Linked DNA regions of Homo sapiens: region 1 is linked to region 2. The links are chromatin loops, found by intact Hi-C in ENCODE. Cell type or tissue: OCI-LY7. All regions are shown on one strand. Each heading gives the region's core, and the rest is flanking DNA. Links, peaks and the distances in the headings are about the cores only.

Region 1 (5,385 bases), core at 224-5,223, 84 kb after region 2:
GGTAGCAGGAGATGAAGCTGGGAAGGACGCAGGGACAGATCGTGCTGGGCCTTGTGGGCCCCAGTCAGGAGTTTGGATGTTATTTCAAGTGGGAGAGTCAAAGAAGCAAAGTGACATGATGTGATTTGCATGGCTTTGCTTAATGTGTGCAAATGGTCAAGCTGATGTCTTCCAGGCCCTCTGAATGAAGTAGTGGGTGTGCAGTTTTCAAAAGGAGAAGGCAAAACTGCAAGCCCTGGCAGTCAATGGGGATATACTTATTGGGAATGAAAATTTCTTCATTTGTGGAAATATTACAAAGAAATAAGAACCTGCCCTTGGGAGCACCTGGCAAACATTCTCACTTCTGAAGGGCAGACACACAGCCATGGTTGGCTGCTTTTGGCAGGGCATAAATTAATTCTAAGTGCATGCACAGGGAGAATCTAGTTTGCTATTTAGTATGCCAGGCCCTGAGCTGGGCTAAGGACACAAAGATAAACCAGACACAGAGAGTGCCCTGCACTTAAGGAGCTCACTCCTCTGCTGTAGGAGACTGACTTATGGCAGATCATTAGCATGTGGCAGGAAAGGTGGCCGCATGGAGGGGAGTAGCTGAAAGATAATATGTTGGCACAGAGAAGGGAGAAGCCTGTTCTCTGGGGAACACAGGAAAGGCATGACAAAGAGGTAATGAAGGAAGGTCACCTCCTCTGGGCATCTCTCACCTCCATTTATCTGGGCAAATGGCTTTGCCCTCTGTTCCATTTCCTCAGAGTCTAGTTTTCTTCCCAGGTGAGAAAGTGCTAATTTGAGACACTGACCCATGTTGTGAAGGAAAATGGGCTCTGAGAATATCATGTCTTCTCCCTCCCAAATGGAAAATTTCAGTCTGAATTGGGGCTACTTATAGGGGAAGTTCTTAGCTGAAAGATGAAAAAATTTTACTATTGAGAATTTTTTATGTATAGTCAAAAAATAGTCATGAAAGGTAAGATGAAAAGATGTTATCAGACATAAATGCTTCTTACAAATGTTGCTTTTACATTCACATAGCATAATTTATCAGGAATACATTTATTAATCTCATGTATCATTTGCATACCATTAATTAGCCAACATTTATTGAGTGCTTGTTATAGATTAGGCATTGTGCTGATTGTGGGGGTTCCAACACAAATCAGACATCATCTCCACCCTTGAGGACCTCACAGTTCTAGGGTTAATCAGATAAATAAACATGTCGTGTTGAAGAGGAAGTCAGCACATTCTGTATGTCCCTTAAAACTAAGACCAACAAATCCAGATTGCCAGCAGATGGATTTCAACTCAGCATTAAGAACAATCGTCCAACAGTTGAGCTGGTCAAGAGTCGAGAGAATGTTGCTACCTCCATACAGGCTCCCTTCTCCCAAGATGGGAAGCATAAGGCAAATGTCAGCTCCTGGTAGAGCTGGACCTTGTGGAGGAGCCTCTAGGAGGAAACCATCAGCAGCACATGAAGGGAAGCCCAGTGGCCACTGGCCTTGCAGTCCTGTGATTCTCAGATTTGATGACATCTATTCTGAATAGCTGCTGTGCTGGAGAAATTTCACCTGCAAACCCAGCCAAGCCAAGACCAAGCCTTGGTATAGGCAAGAAGAAGACTCCTTGACATTCAGAAGATGAGGTTGGGTGACCCTTAAATGAAAGATGGGCAGGTACTTACAGCCCTGGGACGCTTTGGGGCTTGCTGGACACCTTTGCCCCATGAAGATCTTCATGCATGGGTGAGATACACCCATAAATTTGGGGAATCCTTTAAGGATCTGATGAAACATGAACCCAGCTAGAAGCCACATGGCTCATACATATCATTCATATATGTATGAGAGTACAATGAATGCAGAATAGAGACATGCCTAGGGAGGTCTTGGCAGAAAGCCCTACTGTAGCTTCTGAATATGCCTTGGGGATCAAGCTCAGGACTTTGCTATCAATCAGAAGGTTTCCCATGATTAGCTTCTACTTCTCTACCCTGTTTTGCACTTTCCCTCTGCTCCCACCCACCCTTTATGCTCTGCCCATAAGGAAGTGCTGCCTGTGTCCTACCTCCACCCAATCCACTAAGAAGGAGCTCCTTCAGGGCAGGGAGCAAGTTCATGCATCTTTGCCACTCTCACAGTACCTGGAATAGCAATGGACAGAATGAGCATCAAAAAATGTTTACATTTTTTGCAAAGACAGGTCTCATCTTGTCTTTTAGCTATGGGTAGGGTTGTGGATGGGAAATGCATTTTTTGAGGTGGTTCATTTCACTATTTTACCACTGAGGATCACACTGTCTGTTGAAATCAGAGATGACCTACATTTCCTCTTAATGGACTGGGGGCTGTGTAGTAGCACTGGGCCTTTCCTCTAATGGGGAGAGTAACCACTGCTATTTACTGCAGTCGTGGTGCCATGAACCCAAGTACCTAAGCCATTCCCATAACGGCTGTGTTGCTCACAAGCTCCTTGGGAAAAGGGTTCCCAGGATGGAAATCCTTAGGAGTTCAGAGGTGCCTGGAATTCAGGGAAGATCCTTCCCTGGACTGAATGGAGCAACAGTTTTCTGGGGTTCTTTTGCTGGAAGTAAATGCTGAAATCACTTTTTTTTTTTTTTTTTTTTTTTGAGACAGAATCTCGCTCTGTCGCCCAGGCTGGAGTGCAGTGGTGCGATCTCGGCTCACTGCAAGCTCCGCCTCCCGGGTTGATGCCATTCTCCTGCCTCAGCCTCCTGAGTAGCTGGGACTACAGGCGTCTGCCACCACGCCCGGCTAATTTTTTGGATTTTTAGTAGAGACTGGGTTTCACCGTGTTAGCCAGGATGGTCTCGATCTCCTGACCTCGTGATCCGCCCACCTTGGCCTCCCAAAGTGCTGGGATTACAGGCATGAGCCACTGCACCAGGCCTGAAATCACATTTTAATGGATGCAATGGCCACACGTATGAACTGATTAAGATTTTGCTCTCTCAAAACAACACCAAGGAAGCCATTGCTTTACAAAGTCTCGTGTTGAATGAATCCAGTGGATGTTTCAAGAGGGCTTTAGAGACCCCATTACCTGATGGCAAACTTCAGCCACAAGTTGGTTTAGGACCCAACTCTGCCACTTAGTAGTTGTGTGGTTTGGGACAATGCCTGTGCTTTGTGAACTGCAAAGTGGCCTCACCCCCAGCTTCTGCATCAGGTGGTGGTGAGGCCTCCAGGAGGTGCTATGCAAAGTGCCCAGACCTGGAGGTGGTCACGGATGGGCACAGGTGCTGTGCTGTCTCCCTCCTCCACCCCCTCCCCCCTCACTTCACCACACAGGTCTAAAAGAGAGTTTCATTGAAACTCTGGGTTAAGAAAGGGATTCTTACGTATTGAAGGTTTAACGAGGATTCTTTGTGATAATGTAAGTCCTTTTTCAGCATGTGAGAAGTCATTTCAATATTAATAGCAGTTCACTTTTGCGTGTGTGTTTCACAGTTTACAAGGTGCTTTCCTAATTCTCAATTAATTTACTCTTCAGGGTAATTCGCTGAGAAACAGATGGAAGAAGGTGGGGCCGGGGGAGGCACGTGGGGACTAAGGGACTCTCTTACATGTTGCAGGGAGCTGGCACTCAGCCTTAGGAAGGTCTCTGCCATCAGACAGTGTTTTGGAATCGGGGCATCTCTAGTTCAAGACCTTAGCCCACTTTTGCTTATTTGTGTGTTCCTTAGAATTCAAATCCTCCCAATCACCTTTCCTCATTTGTAAAATTGCTGTATTATGAGGATTTAAAAAGTATGTCAATTCATTTCTTTAGTTCCAGAGAAATTTAAGTTGTTGATTAACCAAATAATGCATATAAAGCATCCAGTACCTAGGAGCACTCAATAAATGAGAGCTGGTTTTACTTTTTGCTTTATTGAGCCCCTAGAAGTTTCAGACACTCTGCTTTATATCTGAGCTCTGCTCAGTAAATGGTTACCTCCCCATTTTCCAAAAAAAAAAAAAAAAAAAAGAGGCTGAGACTTAATCAACATCACCAGCTAGTGATAGCTGTGATTGCAATCAAGTAAAGTACTTTTCCTCCATAGTCAAAAGTTTTTCATTGATAAAAATGTAATTTAGAATTGGAAAAAGGTTTTTGAGACTATCAAATCTAACTCAATAGGGAAACTGAGGTCCAGGAAAGGGAATGGCTTGTGCAAGGTCACAGGTGCGTTAACATATGCCAGAGGCTAGAATCATATGACTCCTTCCCCAGTTCTCATCAAAGATACGTGATTCTGTTCTGCTGGGGTGCTTTTGGTTACATGCTTTTCTTCTAGGTTCTGGGTCATTGAAGGCCTTAACCAAACAAGGAAAGTCACGTTTGTTAGCTATGTAAGCGGTGTCTTCCATGGATATGGCTATCCTATATCCATAGCAATGAGATATTTATAGCATTTAAAAAGTATATCTCAAAGGTGCTGCAGATCACATCTGAGGCAGGAAAAGCAAAAGCTCCAATACATATTGAAGGTTTTCACAAGGTATGTCATCATCTCATTGCAATTTTAATCAATGTCAAAAGTAAAAGTGTCAGAAAAATTCTATCCTCTAAAACATTTCAATGGTAGATTAGTAAATGGTAGGTAGAGGCCAAGGTCCCAGCTGGCCTTTCCTCATTAGGGGATGGTTCATGTGAGTTTTTGGGATGGGCACAGGATACAGTTGAGTGATCCAGGGCATCTATCCAGACAGAGGGGCAGGAGGAGCACAGCTTTATACATTGCTGCTTGGATTTGCTTTGTGTGAACAAAAGCTAAGGGGAGTGTGAACTTAAATCAAATGCTAGGATTGCTGAGGAGGAACCTACTAAAGTCAAATGTTTTAGGTTTCTTTTTTTTTGAGGTGGAATCTCACCCTGTCGCCTAGGCTAGAGAGGAGTAGTGCCATCTCGGCTCACTGCAACCTCTGCCTCTTGGGTTCACGCAATTCTCCTGCTTTAGCCTCTCGAGTAGCTGGGACTACAGTCACGTGTGCCATCATGCCTGGCTAATTTTTGTCTATTTTTTTTAGCAGAGAGAAGGTTTCACCATGTTGGCCAGGCTGGTCTCGATCAAATGACCCACCGGCCTTAGCTTCCCAAAGTGTTGGGATTACACATGTGAACCACCGCACCTGGCCAAATGTTTTAGGTTTCTTCTAATGTTTTTCAAATGTGCTTCTTGAATAGTGCAGTTGCTTTGGCTCTATGACCATTAAGAATCTTACAGAGACAACCTCACAGCTGGAGACTAGTTGGTGGCCATTTCCACCATGGACATGTGAAAGTGAATATAAAGCATTACTTCTCATCCCTGGCTGCACCTTGTAATTACCTAGAGAGCTTTTAAAAAGAACACTGATGCCTGGGATCTAGAAAAAA
Region 2 (5,385 bases), core at 255-5,254:
AATGCCATTTGTTGAAAATACAGTTTTTGCCTCCGTTGAATTATCTTGTCATGCTTGTTGAAAATCAATTGATATAAGTATTATTCCCTTCCATTTTAATAGCTGGCCTTAACATTCCCATTCATGATCTTATATTTATCCCATTGAAGGCAATACCGCTGGCTCACCCTTGTATAAACAGATCAAAGAGAGCCTGTCTAAAAGTTTCAGTGTATTTATTTTTAAACTTGGAGAAGGGAAAGTCTTTCTAGGCAGCATAGAAAACCCAGAAGCTATAAAAGAAAAGATATACACATATGACTATATACAAATTTTGCATTTCTGTTTGGCACAGAAGAGTTCAAACAAAGGAAGACAAACAAATCTGGGGAATGGATCTGCAACAAATACGACAAATGAAAGGCTAATTTTCTTCATCTTTAAAAAGCCCACCAATAAGACATTTATAAATTAATAGAAAACCCAATAAAGAAATATGAACAAGTACATTTAAAAGGTGTTCAATATATCTCTTAGTTAACGCGATGCAAATAAAAATTATGAATCACCGTGTTTTTTCCTTAGGAAGGTAAACATTAAAACACTGGCTCATGGGAAGTGCTGCTAGTGACTGGCTGATGGGGTGGAGAACATCTATTCTCACAAATTATGGGGGTGCAAGTTGTTGCTACTATTATGGATTGTAATTTGCCAATGTTTGTTAAAATACAAATTGCTCATATTTTGATCTACAAATTTCATTGCTATGAATACTTGCTAGAATGAAGAAAAAAAAAACAAAAGGAAAACAAGCTTGGAAGCAGTCTAAATGTTTAATCAGGAATATTAAACAGTCATCAGGTAGCTTCATGTATCTTAATATGGAAAAATCTCTAAAAATATTTTCAGGGGAAGATTTAAAATACTGTAAATTTGGACATCATATGGACCAAATTGTATAATCTCCCCCCCACAAATCAGAACTTCCACAACATCATGTGTTTCAGAAACACAGACCATGAAGTGAAATCTCATCATACACACATTTTAAAAATGTAAATATAAAATAAAATGTGTAAAAACACAATGTAAAGGTAAACATGCCAAGTGAAAATTAAAAATTATAAATGCATTCGTATGTGTCAGCATAACATTAAGTCTAAGCATAGTGTGTATTGTTGCTGTTCTTAAAAGGATGCATTAAGTATCTGATGATAGTGATTATTGTTTGGGGGAGGGACCAAGAATGGAAAGATGTATGTACTTTTCATTTTATAACATTGCACACCACTGAGCAGCCTCATCCAGTGCAGGGTATTATTTTTAACCTTAAAAAATAGGGTCAACTGGGGCCAGGAGCGGTAGCTCACGCCTGTAATCCCAGAACTTTGGGAGGCCAAGGCGGGTGGATCGCGAGGTCAGGAGATCGAGACCATCCTGGCTAACGTGGTGAAACCCCGTCTCTATTAAAAATACAAAAAATTAGCTGGGTGTGGTGGCAGGCGCCTGTAGTCCCAGCTACTTGGGAGGCTGAGGAAGGAGAATGGTGTGAACCTGGGAGGCGGAGCTTGCAGTGAGCCAAGCTCGTGCCACTGCACTCCAGCCTGGGTGACAGAGCGAGACTCCATCTCAAAAAAAAAAAAAAAAAAAAAAAAAAAGATCACTTGGGATTATTTGAGTGGTGGGATGATAAGCCAAAATTTTCCGGCTTTCTAGATCTCTGTATTAAAAACAAGTTATAGTTGTTTTTTTAAATTAACATTCTTAAAATACCTACCAGTTGTAGTTTACTAACTGCAGTCAAATTTCTAAAGCTTGTTAGGTGATGGGGCTGCTAGAAGCCATGTGCTTATGAGACAATGCATTCAATGTTGACATTCATCATCTGCTTCTTTTTAAATAATTTTGGTAAACTATTCCTAACATAAAATTTACAACTTAACCATTTTTAAGTGTGCCGCTCAGCGGCATTAGGTACATTTACATTGTTGTGCAACCATCATCATCCATCTCCACAAGTCTTTTCATCATCCCAGACTGATACCCTGTCCCCATTTAATAATAGTTCCTCATTCTTCACTCCGACTCCTGGCAACCACCATTCTGCTCTTCGTGTCTATGAATTTGGCGGCTCTAGGTACCTCACGTAAGTGCAATCATGCCATATTTGTCCTTCTGGGACTGGTTTACTCCACTTAAGATAATGTCCTCAAGGTTCATCTGTATTGTGGTGTGTCAGAATTTCTTTCCCTTTGGAGACTGAATAATATTCCACTGATGTATGTGGCACATTTTGTTTCTCTGTTGATCCACCGATGAACACTTGGGTTGCTTCCACCTGTTGGCTATCGTGAATAATTCCGCCGTGCATATGAATGCATAAGTGTCTGTGTGAGACCCTGCTTTCAGTTCTTTTGGAAATATGCCCAGAAGTGGAATTTCTGGATCATGTGGAAATTCTGTATTTAATCTTTTGAGGAACCGCCATACTGCTTTCCACAATGGCTGCACCGTTTAACTCTCCTACCAGCAATGCACAAGAGTCCCAGCTTCTCCACATCCTTGCCAATGGTTATTTTATGTATGTGTCTGTGTGTGTGTGTGCGTTTTCTGATAGTGACCATTCACATGAGTGCAAGGTGATATCTCATTGTGGTTTTTATTTGCATTTTTATCTGCTCATTCTTACAGCAAACATTCACTGCCAGCACACAGGTGCCAAGACCTGGGACACGCACTAGTGCCCAGAGGGGCCCTGCTGTCATCGCCCTCAGAGTGGGGTGGGGGTACTGATAACCAAATGCAAGCTGGCATTACCCCTCCTGGCAGGCAGTGAGGGGTAGCCTGCACGTGGCACTGTGGGGACCCTGGGGTGGTGTGATGCTGGCTTGCTTGGTCATCTCCAGGACTTCCTAGTAGGCTAGAGACAGTGAGTTCCAAACACTTAGGAAAAAATTATAGAATAACACTTAACAAAAAATTATAGAATAACACATAACAGTGAGAAATTTCTACTCGTTTACTTATTGTTCTCCCTGCAAGCTGGGAAAAGACAAGCATTCTTTGATTTTGCTGTTAGAACGTGGGGTTCCTTGGAACAAGTTCCAAGCACCACAGGCTTAAATGAAACATGTATTTCCACAGAGATGAAAGAAAAGGGAGGGTAAGATATCTCCTATGCAATTGCTTTGTATGCAGCCCAGGCTGTGAGGAGGAACAGTTTAGGCAACAGCAACACCACCCCCTGGCATTTGCAGAGGGCATTTAACTCTTCAAAGCACTGCCTCATAACCAAAGGAGGTGGCGTCCATGCGGAGAAAAGGTTATCACTTTTTTTTTTCTTGGCCTATAATTACTCATGTGCTTCATGCACCTGGTGGAAATTATATTTAACAGTACATGCAAATGCTTATTTCCTGAATGAATTTACATTTTCTTAGCTACTTTCTACTGTTCCCTTAATGTGGGCTTTATTAACCAGTTTTTATGCATTTTTGTTGATGTTAGCTTCTTGGCTAGTAACATTCTCATTTGGAGCTATCTTGGAGGTAGGACATAAAATGTATATGTGTTTATAAGTATAACATTCTTGAAAAATCAGTTATTAAAAAACAAAACAAAAAAGATTTTATAGCCAGAGTAGTGGAAGTCTAAGCTTCCACTACTTTCTTTTTAATGTCATTGGTTGATAGGTATTATACAAGTAATTGCTACCTTTAAAAAATTGATGAGGTTTAGTGTTTACTCCTGCTGAGTGAATTTTTTTCAGGATACCAAGCATTCTTTCTGTACTCTGAGTCATAGGTCAAAAAGTGGCTCTTAGATTCATGTATTTACTCTTTCTGAAAGCTTCTGCCTCCATTGTGGCATTGTAAAAGTGTCCTGGCTTTTTTAGGGGGAAAGGGAATGGGTGTGATGCTTTCTTTCTGGAAGCTTCTGCCTCCATTGTGGCATTGTAAAAGTGTCCTCGTTTTTTTAGGGGGAAAGGGAATGGGGTGTGATGCCTTATAGGTGAAAAGATTTCTCTTATTCCGTCAAGACACAGGAGGTCTCAGAATGGTGCGAGTTTTGGCAGCCTGACTGGTTTCTTCAGGCCATGGGAGGAAGATAGAGCAGCAATGTTCAGGGACCTGATGTGCTCAGAGAGGCTCCCAGAGCACTGCGTCCACTGCAGGATCTTTTTGGTTTTTGATTCATTCAAGAAATATGAATTTATTATCTCTATTACGGGTTGACTTCTGTCCCAACAAAAGTATGCTGGAGTCCTAGCCCCAGGTGCCTGTGAATGTGACCTGATTTAGAAATTGGGTCTTTGCAAGTATAATGAAATTAAGATGATGTCATATGAAATCAGGATGAGCCCTAATTCCATATGACCGCTGCCCCTCTAAGAAGAAGAGGAAAGACATAAACCCAGACTCAGAGAGGACATCACGTGAAGATGGAGGGAGAGGTGGGAGTGACGTGTCCATGAGCTAAGGAGCATCAGGGACTTGTGGTAAATCCCCAGAAGCCAGGAGAGAGGCAGGACGTGGATTCTCCCTCAAAGCCCGCAGTAGTAACCAAGCCTAAGACACCTGGGTTTTAGGCTTCTAACTTCCAGGACTGAGAGAGAATAAATGTCTGCTGTGTATTGCCATCAGGTCTATGGTGATTTGCTATGGTAGCCCCAGGAAACTCAGACAATGTCCAATATCCCAGATGCCACTTGGCACTGAGAAGCGTTAGGTAAAGGGGACAGTGTCTTTGCCCTGAAGAGGTAACACCAATGGAGGAACACACCCATGGAATGGGGGCAGTGGGTCCCATGTGGAGGATGGTAGGCTTTGGAGTCAGACCGAAGCAACTTCCAGTTGGGAGCTGATTTTCTTAAACTTTTTGGAGTTTGGGGTTTTTCCTTTTTACAGTGCAGGGCACCAGTGTCCTTCTCATGGGATTCCTGGTGGAAGGGTGAACACAGGTGTGGAGCTGAATGAGTTTGACCAGGGCCCAGCCTGCCGAAGGCCCCCAGCTAACACTTGCTATGGAAGGCCTGGACACACCGTCCTCACTCAGGTCATCCATTTAGAGTCAGTCTCTGCTCTTTCAAATTCACTTTGGTAGTTTTTGTCCTTGCATGGTGTTTATTTAAGGAACCATTCGGTTGGTTGAAACCTCACAGCATTTAGGTTTTGGCTCAATGCATTGGAACAATCTAGAAGGTATTTATAGCTAAAAACGTTTGTGCACCCCAAACCACATTATTTTACATCTCCTAACACTTGAACGAGCTCTGGTTTGGTTTGGATCTTTAAACCTTCTTGTGGTGTGGAGGAGAGTGAATTTTCCAACATCCCTCTCTCATCTCTGTAAATATCTTGGTCCCACCCCATCCAGTCGTCCCAAGCTGCGGTCTTCATCAGGTGA

What was found. Hi-C counts contacts between places; a loop is a spot of excess contacts. Peaks named below come from ENCODE experiments on the same cell type or tissue, not always from the same donor. Only the 100,000 strongest peaks of a DNase experiment are listed, where the experiment ranks them.
Region 1: it touches region 2 in a loop (6-fold over the local background); 3 of 110 quality-filtered maps call a loop at or near these places.

The regions. Positions count from the first base shown.
Region 1 is chr2:12,113,140-12,118,524 of GRCh38, forward strand. The region is part of intron 2 of MIR3681HG (MIR3681 host gene); the gene reads left to right. Among named protein-coding and RNA genes, the nearest start is that of MIR3681, 83 kb to the right of the region's middle. In OCI-LY7, for the core only: a CTCF peak has its summit at 3,253 (motif pointing right); a DNase peak (open chromatin) is centred at 3,232; H3K4me3 peaks cover 976 bases.
Region 2 is chr2:12,029,351-12,034,735 of GRCh38, forward strand. The region is part of intron 2 of MIR3681HG (MIR3681 host gene); the gene reads left to right. It overlaps LOC124906141 (small nucleolar RNA SNORD18), which reads right to left and starts at 1,022; the gene lies at 953-1,022. RefSeq lists an enhancer at 5,265-5,314. In OCI-LY7, for the core only: a CTCF peak has its summit at 3,217; DNase peaks (open chromatin) are centred at 2,691, 3,271, 4,041 and 5,151; H3K4me3 peaks cover 3,037 bases; H3K27ac peaks cover 4,439 bases.